Linked DNA regions of Homo sapiens: region 2 is linked to region 1. Evidence: chromatin contacts called from ENCODE Hi-C data. All regions are on one chromosome and are shown on one strand. The core of a region is the stretch at or near the end of the contact, and the rest is flanking DNA. Distances in the headings are between cores, read along the strand shown. Region 1 holds the start of DUSP1 (dual specificity phosphatase 1). Region 2 holds the start of NOP16 (NOP16 nucleolar protein).

What was found. Hi-C counts contacts between places; a loop is a spot of excess contacts on that map. Pooled maps may share reads with other maps.
Region 2: a pooled map shows a loop between it and region 1 (24-fold over the local background). The contact joins the promoter of NOP16 here to the promoter of DUSP1 in region 1. A Hi-C loop is called at or near these places in 1 of 168 maps with a recorded cell type or tissue (naive thymus-derived CD4-positive, alpha-beta T cell), 1 of 37 single-sample maps with no recorded cell type and 8 of 50 pooled maps.

The regions. Positions count from the first base shown.
Region 1 is chr5:172,768,113-172,772,444 of GRCh38, reverse strand. DUSP1 (dual specificity phosphatase 1) reads left to right here and starts at 1,250. Exons shown (of 4, transcript NM_004417.4): 1 at 1,250-1,859; 2 at 2,139-2,284; 3 at 2,651-2,870; 4 at 3,313-4,332. The coding sequence starts at 1,493. The coding sequence ends at 3,683. LOC105377730 (a long non-coding RNA gene) reads right to left here and starts at 234. Exons shown (of 3, transcript NR_188285.1): 1 at 1-234. RefSeq lists enhancers at 1-202, 1-239, 1-775, 240-1,001, 1,423-1,692 and 1 more and silencers at 803-1,252, 1,793-1,902, 4,316-4,332.
Region 2 is chr5:176,385,688-176,391,969 of GRCh38, reverse strand. NOP16 (NOP16 nucleolar protein) reads left to right here and starts at 3,372. Exons shown (of 5, transcript NM_016391.8): 1 at 3,372-3,537; 2 at 3,627-3,735; 3 at 5,061-5,130. The coding sequence starts at 3,431. It overlaps HIGD2A (HIG1 hypoxia inducible domain family member 2A), which reads right to left and starts at 3,219. Exons shown (of 2, transcript NM_138820.4): 1 at 2,997-3,219; 2 at 2,209-2,639. The coding sequence starts at 3,150. The coding sequence ends at 2,473. It also overlaps a transcript of ARL10 not described here. RefSeq lists enhancers at 2,017-2,700, 2,522-2,741, 2,942-3,261, 2,534-3,733, 3,385-4,068.

The DNA.
Region 1 (4,332 bases), core at 1-2,500:
CCGTCACTGGGACTCAGGGCACGGAGATCGCTGGGCGGGGCGGGGGTCTTCCCAAGTGTTGCGATCCAGGTCCTGGCAATCCGCCCACAATGGCCCGGGATTGGATTTTGCTTTCGGCCTATAACGGCCGCGACGACAGGGAGCGAGGGTTGTGGCCGGCTTCTGTTCCGGGTTGGAGGCCCCCAGCCCAGCGCTTAGTGGGCGCTCACTGTGTATACTGCCTATTTGTATAATAAAGAAAGGGATGGAGAAGCTCAGTCTGGAGCCAAGGTGACAGAAACGTGTCGGGCGGCCCCTGGGGGGCGCCGTCGAGTCGCGCTGCGGGTCGCCCCTCACCCCTCCAAACGCCAAACCCTGGAATCCACTGCGGGGCCTTGCGACCCCTCACCGGGATTTCAGCCCCCTGACCTGCCTCCCTTGGCTCCAAGTCTTCCGGGGGCCACAAGACTAGGAATAGCATTATTTCCCGGTGGGAGTTTGCTTGCTCACACTTTCATGGCAAATGTAGATATTTTAAAGCCACCTTAAAGAAAAGTCTGGGAAACAGGAAAGCATTGCCCTGAACCTCTCCGCCCCAACTCGCTCGAGTCGGTCTTGGTAGGGACGACTTTTCTATCGGCAGAGTTGTTCATTTTTCTCTAAACTTCATCTTAGGCGCCTATTTGCTGCCCCCACCCCAGTAGTGTGGTTCTGGGCAAGTCAGTCGCTTCGCCTGGGGAACCTCAGTTTCCCCGCCTGTTAGTGATGAGGAAATGAGGAAAAGGGGCACAAGAGTATGCAAAAGCACAGGAAGCCCCTTTCGGTTCAGGTCGGCGGCCGAGGGGCACGGGGAAGGGGACTCGGGGAGGGAGAGAGGGAGGAGCGGCGAGGCCAAGGCAGGTGGCACGTCGCCCGTTCTCCCGGCCGCTCGCATCCCGGAGGTCAGCCTCAGCTGGCAGCGAGCCCTCCTCCTCCCCGCTGGGCCTGGAGCGCGGCGCGGGTCCGGTCCCTGGGGACGCGCCAAGAGCAGGCCGGACAGCAGGGCGGGGGCCGGGCCGCGAGCCAGCGCGCGGCGAGCGGACCCAGCTCCGAGGCTGATGACGTCTCCCCCTCTGGCTCGGCGGCGCCTGGCCTGGCAGGGCGGGTGACGTCACCGCCCCGTCACGTGATCACCATTCAAACAAACACCCCCCCTCCCCCTGCGCGCGGGTCTGGCCCGCCCCGTCCCCCAGAGGCCGCATATAAACGCGCTCCCCGGGCCAGGCTCGCTGCGAAGGACATTTGGGCTGTGTGTGCGACGCGGGTCGGAGGGGCAGTCGGGGGAACCGCGAAGAAGCCGAGGAGCCCGGAGCCCCGCGTGACGCTCCTCTCTCAGTCCAAAAGCGGCTTTTGGTTCGGCGCAGAGAGACCCGGGGGTCTAGCTTTTCCTCGAAAAGCGCCGCCCTGCCCTTGGCCCCGAGAACAGACAAAGAGCACCGCAGGGCCGATCACGCTGGGGGCGCTGAGGCCGGCCATGGTCATGGAAGTGGGCACCCTGGACGCTGGAGGCCTGCGGGCGCTGCTGGGGGAGCGAGCGGCGCAATGCCTGCTGCTGGACTGCCGCTCCTTCTTCGCTTTCAACGCCGGCCACATCGCCGGCTCTGTCAACGTGCGCTTCAGCACCATCGTGCGGCGCCGGGCCAAGGGCGCCATGGGCCTGGAGCACATCGTGCCCAACGCCGAGCTCCGCGGCCGCCTGCTGGCCGGCGCCTACCACGCCGTGGTGTTGCTGGACGAGCGCAGCGCCGCCCTGGACGGCGCCAAGCGCGACGGCACCCTGGCCCTGGCGGCCGGCGCGCTCTGCCGCGAGGCGCGCGCCGCGCAAGTCTTCTTCCTCAAAGGTACGCCCTCGGGGAAGCTCGGGGCGGGCCGCACACCCCTGAGGTTTTGCCCGGTACCCCTGGCTCTCGGCTCCCGGGGGATCGCCCCACCTGCAGCGCGTGGGCGCTGGAGTACATTTATCTCTGGAACTTGTCATTGGCTTTGTTTGGCTCTGGAAACAAAGACTTGCCTGGGCCTTTCCGATGTAAACTTCCAGCCCTTGGTGGGTGGGGGAGTTGTATGAAGGTGCCGTGTCCCGGTGTCACTAATGGGGAAAAAAAATGTCTTTGTATTCCCAGGAGGATACGAAGCGTTTTCGGCTTCCTGCCCGGAGCTGTGCAGCAAACAGTCGACCCCCATGGGGCTCAGCCTTCCCCTGAGTACTAGCGTCCCTGACAGCGCGGAATCTGGGTGCAGTTCCTGCAGTACCCCACTCTACGATCAGGTTAGTAGGTGTCCCTGCCACAGGGAAGAAGTAAGAACTGGCAAAGGCATGGAAGAGTAGTGCCAGGGAGAATATAGAAAGTGACCTGCAGCATTATTTATAACGGAGGGGACACAGGGATATGATTTATTCCACAGTTAAGTGGTCTGACGGAGCCGAGTCTCCAATTGTAGGCTCTACGGAAATGAACTTGCTGGTCCTGCCCAGGCAAATGGGCTTAGTTCCCTATTTATTTATCCTCCAGCAACAGAACTGAGTTCACTCGGTATCTGAAATTGACTTTTCCAGCAGAAAGTTTTTGTGGGTATGGGCACTGGCCTTGGCTTTGAGCAAGCTTGATGAATGTTGGATATTTCTGGATTTCAGGGTGGCCCGGTGGAAATCCTGCCCTTTCTGTACCTGGGCAGTGCGTATCACGCTTCCCGCAAGGACATGCTGGATGCCTTGGGCATCACTGCCTTGATCAACGTCTCAGCCAATTGTCCCAACCATTTTGAGGGTCACTACCAGTACAAGAGCATCCCTGTGGAGGACAACCACAAGGCAGACATCAGCTCCTGGTTCAACGAGGCCATTGACTTCATAGGTAAATGGAATGGATGCCTGGGGCTTTTCTGCCTTTCTCTTCTCATTTTAGCCACTAAGCCCAACCTCTGTGGCAAGAGCTTGAAGTTTTCTGAGCCTTCTTCCACACATTCAGTATCAGTCTGGTGTGGGCAACATTCCTGTAAAATATGAATTTGATTCGATGTCCCACTTTACAGATTTGCAAAGTGGGGCTCACAAAGTTGAATTGACTGGTCTGAGATCTATCTGCTAAGTGGAAATCCCCAGTCTGAGTTTAAATCCTGTGCCATCCTTTGCACAGTGCCCACGTTGCCTCCATGAACAGTATCCATGTGATGGCATGTGGTGATGTTGACCATTTCTAGACAAGACACACATGACCTTTCTCAGATACACTGTACCTGGGCTTGGGGTGGTTCTCCTGAACTCTCAAGTAACCAGCCGCTCCTTTGGTTTTCCAGACTCCATCAAGAATGCTGGAGGAAGGGTGTTTGTCCACTGCCAGGCAGGCATTTCCCGGTCAGCCACCATCTGCCTTGCTTACCTTATGAGGACTAATCGAGTCAAGCTGGACGAGGCCTTTGAGTTTGTGAAGCAGAGGCGAAGCATCATCTCTCCCAACTTCAGCTTCATGGGCCAGCTGCTGCAGTTTGAGTCCCAGGTGCTGGCTCCGCACTGTTCGGCAGAGGCTGGGAGCCCCGCCATGGCTGTGCTCGACCGAGGCACCTCCACCACCACCGTGTTCAACTTCCCCGTCTCCATCCCTGTCCACTCCACGAACAGTGCGCTGAGCTACCTTCAGAGCCCCATTACGACCTCTCCCAGCTGCTGAAAGGCCACGGGAGGTGAGGCTCTTCACATCCCATTGGGACTCCATGCTCCTTGAGAGGAGAAATGCAATAACTCTGGGAGGGGCTCGAGAGGGCTGGTCCTTATTTATTTAACTTCACCCGAGTTCCTCTGGGTTTCTAAGCAGTTATGGTGATGACTTAGCGTCAAGACATTTGCTGAACTCAGCACATTCGGGACCAATATATAGTGGGTACATCAAGTCCATCTGACAAAATGGGGCAGAAGAGAAAGGACTCAGTGTGTGATCCGGTTTCTTTTTGCTCGCCCCTGTTTTTTGTAGAATCTCTTCATGCTTGACATACCTACCAGTATTATTCCCGACGACACATATACATATGAGAATATACCTTATTTATTTTTGTGTAGGTGTCTGCCTTCACAAATGTCATTGTCTACTCCTAGAAGAACCAAATACCTCAATTTTTGTTTTTGAGTACTGTACTATCCTGTAAATATATCTTAAGCAGGTTTGTTTTCAGCACTGATGGAAAATACCAGTGTTGGGTTTTTTTTTAGTTGCCAACAGTTGTATGTTTGCTGATTATTTATGACCTGAAATAATATATTTCTTCTTCTAAGAAGACATTTTGTTACATAAGGATGACTTTTTTATACAATGGAATAAATTA
Region 2 (6,282 bases), core at 2,123-4,622, 3.6 Mb before region 1:
CAAACAGGACGTTCATGACCTGCATGATGTTTAAAAAGATTTGAGTAATTGCCAGTAAATATTAGCTTCCTAGGGCTTCTGTAAGAAGGTACATGAACTAGCTGGCTTAGAACAGAAATTTATTGTCTCATAGTTCTTGAGGCCAGAAATCTGAAATCAAGCTGTGGCAGAGCCATGCTCCCTCTGAAGGAGCTGGGGAAGGGTCTGTTCCACCTGCTTCTGGCTTCTGGTAGCCTCAGGCATCCCTTAGCTGGCAGACGCATCACCCCAATCCTGCCCCCATCAGGTGGCTGTTTGCACATTGCCTTCTAGGTATGTCTGTCTTTGTGGCCAAATCTTCGTTTTCTGTTTTTTTTCTCAAACAGGGTCTCGCTTTATCACTGAGGCTGGAGTGCAGTGGTGCAATCTCAGCTCACTGCAGCCTCAACTTCCTTGGGTCAGGCAATCCTTCCACCTCAGCCTCTCAGGTAGCTGGGACTACAGGCACGTGCCACCACATTTGGCTAATCTTTGTATTTTTAGTAGAGACGGGGCTTTGCCATGTCACCCAGGCTGGGCAAACTCCTGGGCTCAAGCAATTTATCCACTTTGGCCTCCCAAAGTGCTGGGATTACAGGGATGAACCATAGCACCCAGCCTAAGGTCAAATTCTAAGGCACTAGAAGGACTTCAACATTTTTGGAGGGGGACACCATGACACCAACACTTACAAACAGTGGTCATCACTCCATGTCCTTGTCTTGTATCTGGATGCCAAGGGTCACCACAGTGCACTGCTCTACATCTATCATCTCTGCCTCAAAGCTGAGAGAACATGGTGGAGGCAAGCAACTTAGCTGGCCCTAGTACAGCCCTCCACTGAGATCTAGACTGTTGGGGGGTTCAAGAAGGGGTGTGTCTTCACTCCCTTTTTCCTTCTGCCAGCTTGAAGCTGGTGTTGAAAACAGTACAATCACTCGGGAAGAGCGCAGGTCCTCAAATCCAACATTTGAGGAGCGCTGACCACAGACCAGGAATACTTGTTTGAAACTACATGAAGGAGGAACTAACAGGTCACCTCTCTTCTAGAGTGTGCTCAGGTCCTCAGCCTCCTCTTCCAGAACCCTCAAACACTATGTACACAAATCTCTGGAGAGCTTCGGGACTGTGTTCTTCCCACTGTACCAGACTGCTTCTCTGAGCCTGTTTCCTCTTCTATACTGTGTCAAGAACCAGATGGTCTAGGCTGGGCGTGGTGGCTCACGTCTGTAATCCCAGCACTTTGGGAGGCCGAGGTTGGGGGATTACCTGAGGTCAGGAGTTCAAGACCAGCCTGGCCAACATGGTGAAACCATGTTGTTTTAGTATTCTACTAAAAATACGAAATACAAAAATTAGCCGGGCGTGGTGGCACACACCTGTAATCCCAGCTACTCGGGAGGCTGAGGCAGGAAAATTGCTTGAGCCCGGGAGGCGGAGGTTGCAGTGAGCCGAGATTCTGCCACTGCACTCCAGCCTGGCTGACACAGTGAGACTCGTCTCAAAAAAAGAACTAGATGGTCTAGATCAGTGGAGCCCCATAGACTCTAGGGAGGTGGGAGCAGGGTGAGGAGGTTATGCGGAGTGGAGGGCAGAACCCTCTGCCTCTGACCCGACTATGGGAGGCCTCATCTGAAGGAAGGTTGTCCTACTGAAAGTCTGAAAAACTGCTGGCTAGACCAGTATTTTTCAAATGGCATTACTCTAGGCCCACTGAACTAGAATCTCAAGGAGTGACCTTGAGATTCTTTTTTTTTTTTTTTTTTTTTGAGATGGAGTTTTGCTCTTGTTGCCCAGGCTGAAGTGCAATGGCGCGATCTCAGCTCACCACAACCTCCGCCTCCCGGGTTCAAGTGATTCTCCTGCCTCAGCCTCGCGAGTAGCTGGGATTACAGGCACGCAACACCACGCCCAGCTAATTTTGTATTTTTAGTAGAGATGGGGTTTCTCCATGTTGGTCAGGCTGGTCTTGAACTCTTGACCTCAGGTGATCCGCTCGCTTCGGCCTCCCAGAGTGCTGGGATTACAGGTGTGAGCCACTGCGCCTGGCCAAATCTCTGCTTTCAAAGTGCCCTGGGTGGCTGTTACTAGGAAAGTTCGGGAATCACTAGACTACACGATTTCTAAGCACCACTCCAAAGTCCGTTTCCTCCAAAATCAAAGACCAAAAACCATGGGGATGATACTGAATTAAATACAAGTGGATTTTTAGAGTTTATTAAGCAGGGGAGTGGAGGGGAGATGTGGCACAAATAGAAGTATGTAACATTCAAACAACAGCATCTAGGATTTTTGAAAAAACTTTCGGTTACAGTTACACAAAGGGTCACTTCCTCCCCAGCGACACATGGGCCTCTCAAAGGAGAGGAGGGAGTAAGTCCCACGGTAGGGCCAGTGGTTGCTCCCTGGGTTTTGGAATCATTTCTGCGGAGCTTTCAAGGCCAGACCCTGGGCTTAGGGTCGAGACTTCATAGCAGTGACAGCCAGACCCAGCAAGATGGCTGCGACCGTGAAACCCTGGGCGGCGATCCGGGTGCGCATCATGAGCTGAGAGCGCTGGCTGTTGCCCCGGTGGAAGGAGTAGAGGCCGTAGGTGAGGGCGGCCGCCGTGGCCAGGCAACCTGAGGAGGGGACAAAGCAACTGGGAAACAGCAGGTCGGGCCCCGCAGGTCATTCCCCGCTTTGGGTCTCGCTTCCCCAAAGCCAAGATCTCTGGATCACAGCGGAGGGAGGGCGGCGAGGGTAGGTCGAGTCGAGGTCTTCCTAGTTACAGAGTCCTCCCAATCTTAGGCCCCAAATCCCGCCCCCTAAACCCGCTGCTCCCGCTCCAATCAGTTTCGCCCCTCACCGCCCCGCCCCCTCGTCTCTTCTCTAGTCCGCTCTCCTTCCGCTCCCCGCTAGCGCTCTGGTCCTTCTCTACTTCCTTCCCTCCGACATCACTGTCCTCTCCTTGTGCAGTTCCTACCGCACCCACTTACCTATGGGTACCACCGGGTTCTCGCGGGTCTTGCGAACGAACTTTTCCTTGAAACTCTCTGGATTCCTGTAAACAGTGGGGCTCAGCCCCTCAATGACTGGAGGCTTCGATGGTTCAAAGGGGACCTCCGGAATCACAGGGCCGGGAGTCGCCATGTCCGGGCCACAGCAGCAGGAGAAAATCGGGACTCCGACCTCAGCCTCCCGGTGAAGGTCATGAAAGGGGCGGGGAAACGAATAAATTGAGCCTTGTACGCAGGCGCAAATGCTCGTTGCATCCTGGGAGTCGTAGTGCTCAGCACGGTAGTGCTACAAAAGGACTACATTTCCCCAAATGCCCGCAAAGCCTTGTGCACGCCTTCCGGAAGGAGTTTGTTACACGAGGTCTGAGAGACAGAGGCAGCGTGTTTGAGCTGCTGGTGCGGTGGTCAGCGCGATGCCCAAGGCCAAGGGCAAAACCCGGAGGCAGAAGTTTGGTTACAGTGTCAACCGAAAGCGTCTGAACCGGAATGCTCGACGGAAGGCAGCGCCGCGGATCGAATGGTGAGGGGGCTGGGGTTCCGGGTGGCCGTGGGCCTCGGCCGGGACGGTCCGCGAGATGACGGATCCGCGATGTCTCTCTTTGCCGGTAGCTCCCACATCCGACATGCCTGGGACCACGCTAAATCGGTACGGCAGAACCTGGCCGAGATGGGGTTGGCTGTGGACCCCAACAGGGCGGTGCCCCTCCGTAAGAGAAAGGTACTGACATGGCAGGGTCTCGGTCCTTGTCTTCTTTACTCTTCCCCCGCCATACTGACCTAGGTGTCAGAACGTGGTACTGCCCATTCCTTCCCTCAGGCCCTTCCGAGTTTTCGACCTCCCCACAGTCAGAACGCTCAACTGACGTTGAGCAAGGGTCTCTTTACGACCTTCGTCACACTCCCTCCCCAGCACACATTCCCCATACCCCCTCTACTCAGTCTTTTTTCTCTGAAATTAACCCATTAGCATCTCAACGGTATTTTCCTTAATTTATCTTTTTCTACCCTTAACTTTCCTAATTAGTACTCCCTAAGAGTTGGAGATCTTTACTTACACCTTTTCTTTGTTATTCAATCATCCTTGGTCTGAGGCTTCCCTAGGCTTCCCTGACTGCAGTCTCCTTCCCGGGTTCAAGCTATATCCCACCTCAGCGTCCCAAATAGCTGGGATTATAAGCGTGTGCCACCATACCCGGCTGATTTTTGTGGTTTTAGTAGAGGCAGGGTTTCGCTATGTTGGCCAGGCTGGGCCTCAAGTGATCCGCCTGGCCCCCTGGAGGCTTCAACAACTATTAAAAGAATCCAGGTTCCCAAAAGAAAAGCAAGCAATTCATCTTTCTCTGCCTGCCTATCTATAAAATGGGTATAACACTCCTTGCCTTAGGGACTATCTAACTGTGTGGCTGTAGCCTCACATTTATTCAAGAAATGGTAGTGCCATTTTCCTCTGGCATGAAAGAATAAAAAGAAACTTGCCTAAGGCAATGGAACAAATTCATTCGCGAAGCCCATTCATTAGGTTAACTACTTATTGAGAACATGTCACATCCTAAGCACCCTGGGGATTTAATAGAGAACAAAACACAAAGTCCTTGTCACCAAGATTGTGTTGGGGGTAAAAGGCACAGACGGATTACTTGAGGCCAGGAGTTTGAGACCGGCCTGGCCAACATGGCAAAACCCCATCTCTACTAAAAACACAAAATTTAGCTGGGCATGGTGGCGCATGATTGTAATCCCAGCTACTTGAGAGGCTGAGGCAGGAGATCACTTGAACCCGGGGGGAGGTTGCAGTCAACCAAGATTGTGCCACTGCATTTGAACCTGGGCAACAGAATGAGACTCTGTCTCAAAAAGAAAAAGAAAAAAAAAAAGAGAGAGAGAGAGAAAAAGCCTCCAGGGCATTAGTTCTCATTGTTACCTACTTCTACCTAACCGTGGGCAGGGATTCTTATGGGTTAGTAGTTGTGTTGGGATAAGCAGGAGTCTATAACTTTCCCTCATCAAAGATCCTTCTGGTCTCAAGGGCTCTGTTCTCTGCAGGTGAAGGCCATGGAGGTGGACATAGAGGAGAGGCCTAAAGAGCTTGTACGGAAGCCCTATGTGCTGAATGGTGGGTGTGGTCCATATATTCCTTTAGGTCACTGTCCTGCACTGTGGGAAGCTGGGAAGGGCCCTAAGATGTCCTCATTTTGCAGATGGAGAAACCAAGTTTCAGAGGGGAGAAGTGAGCTGGTTCAAAGTTCACAGAGTTAGGACTGTGTCCTGGCTGGCTCATTTTTCATTGTACTGACTAAACCCTGACCTTACTGTGTGAACTAAGGTCAGAGATGTTTAGGGAGGATGTACCCAGGTGCCTGGGAGAATAGAAGAGAAACCAGTAAATCTCTGGCATGGGTATGGCTTCTCATGAATTTAAGGATGAACTGATTTTTAGGGATTCCACCATCTCAATAAATGTTCCAATGACAAAATCGATTTTATGTATATTAAGGCTATAGAGAGTGAACGCTAAAACGGAGGAGAGTAAACCCTACAGGAAAGTGGGAATACTCTAGAATTCTTCATTCATCCTTCCCCTTACCTGTCAGGGAGTTTAAGCAGCTCCCCTAAAGATAAAGGATTTGAATGGCCAGACATTTGATACAGAATTCCTTGAGTTCCTGTCTTTTATCTCAGTGGTTCTCATAAGAATTACTGCACAGGATTGTATATACCAAGCCATAGGCACTTACTGTAGTCAAAGAGGAACATTTTTAAAAATTTTAAAATGTGGTTAAAAAACACATAAAAGTTACCATCCTAACCATTTTTAAGTGCACTGTTCAGTAAAGGATATTGACTTTGTTGTGCAACAGGTCCCTAAAACCTTTTCATTTTGCAAAACTGAAACTATACCCATTAAACAACTCCCCATCTTCCTCTACCTCCAGCCCCTGGCAACCGTGTCAAAGATAATTTTGACTATATACAATATGAGGACCTAACCTCTGGATATGATTCGACTACTTCATTTCTCTGAGGTAGCTCTTTCTCTCTCTTTCTAGATGAGAAATGGAGTAGGATTTGCCTGTCTATTTTAAAAGTGAAGCCATTAGTTGGCTCCACATCCTGGCTTTTTCTCTCCCATGGAGCACTAGTAAGGTGCTGGGGCCCAGCCTCAGGCCCCAGACCCGGCAGCTCTAGATCTCATGTATTTAGACCGTCCCATTTCATGTGTTGCAATAATACATCAAGAGCTTCTCTGAGAGGCTTATAGCTGGAA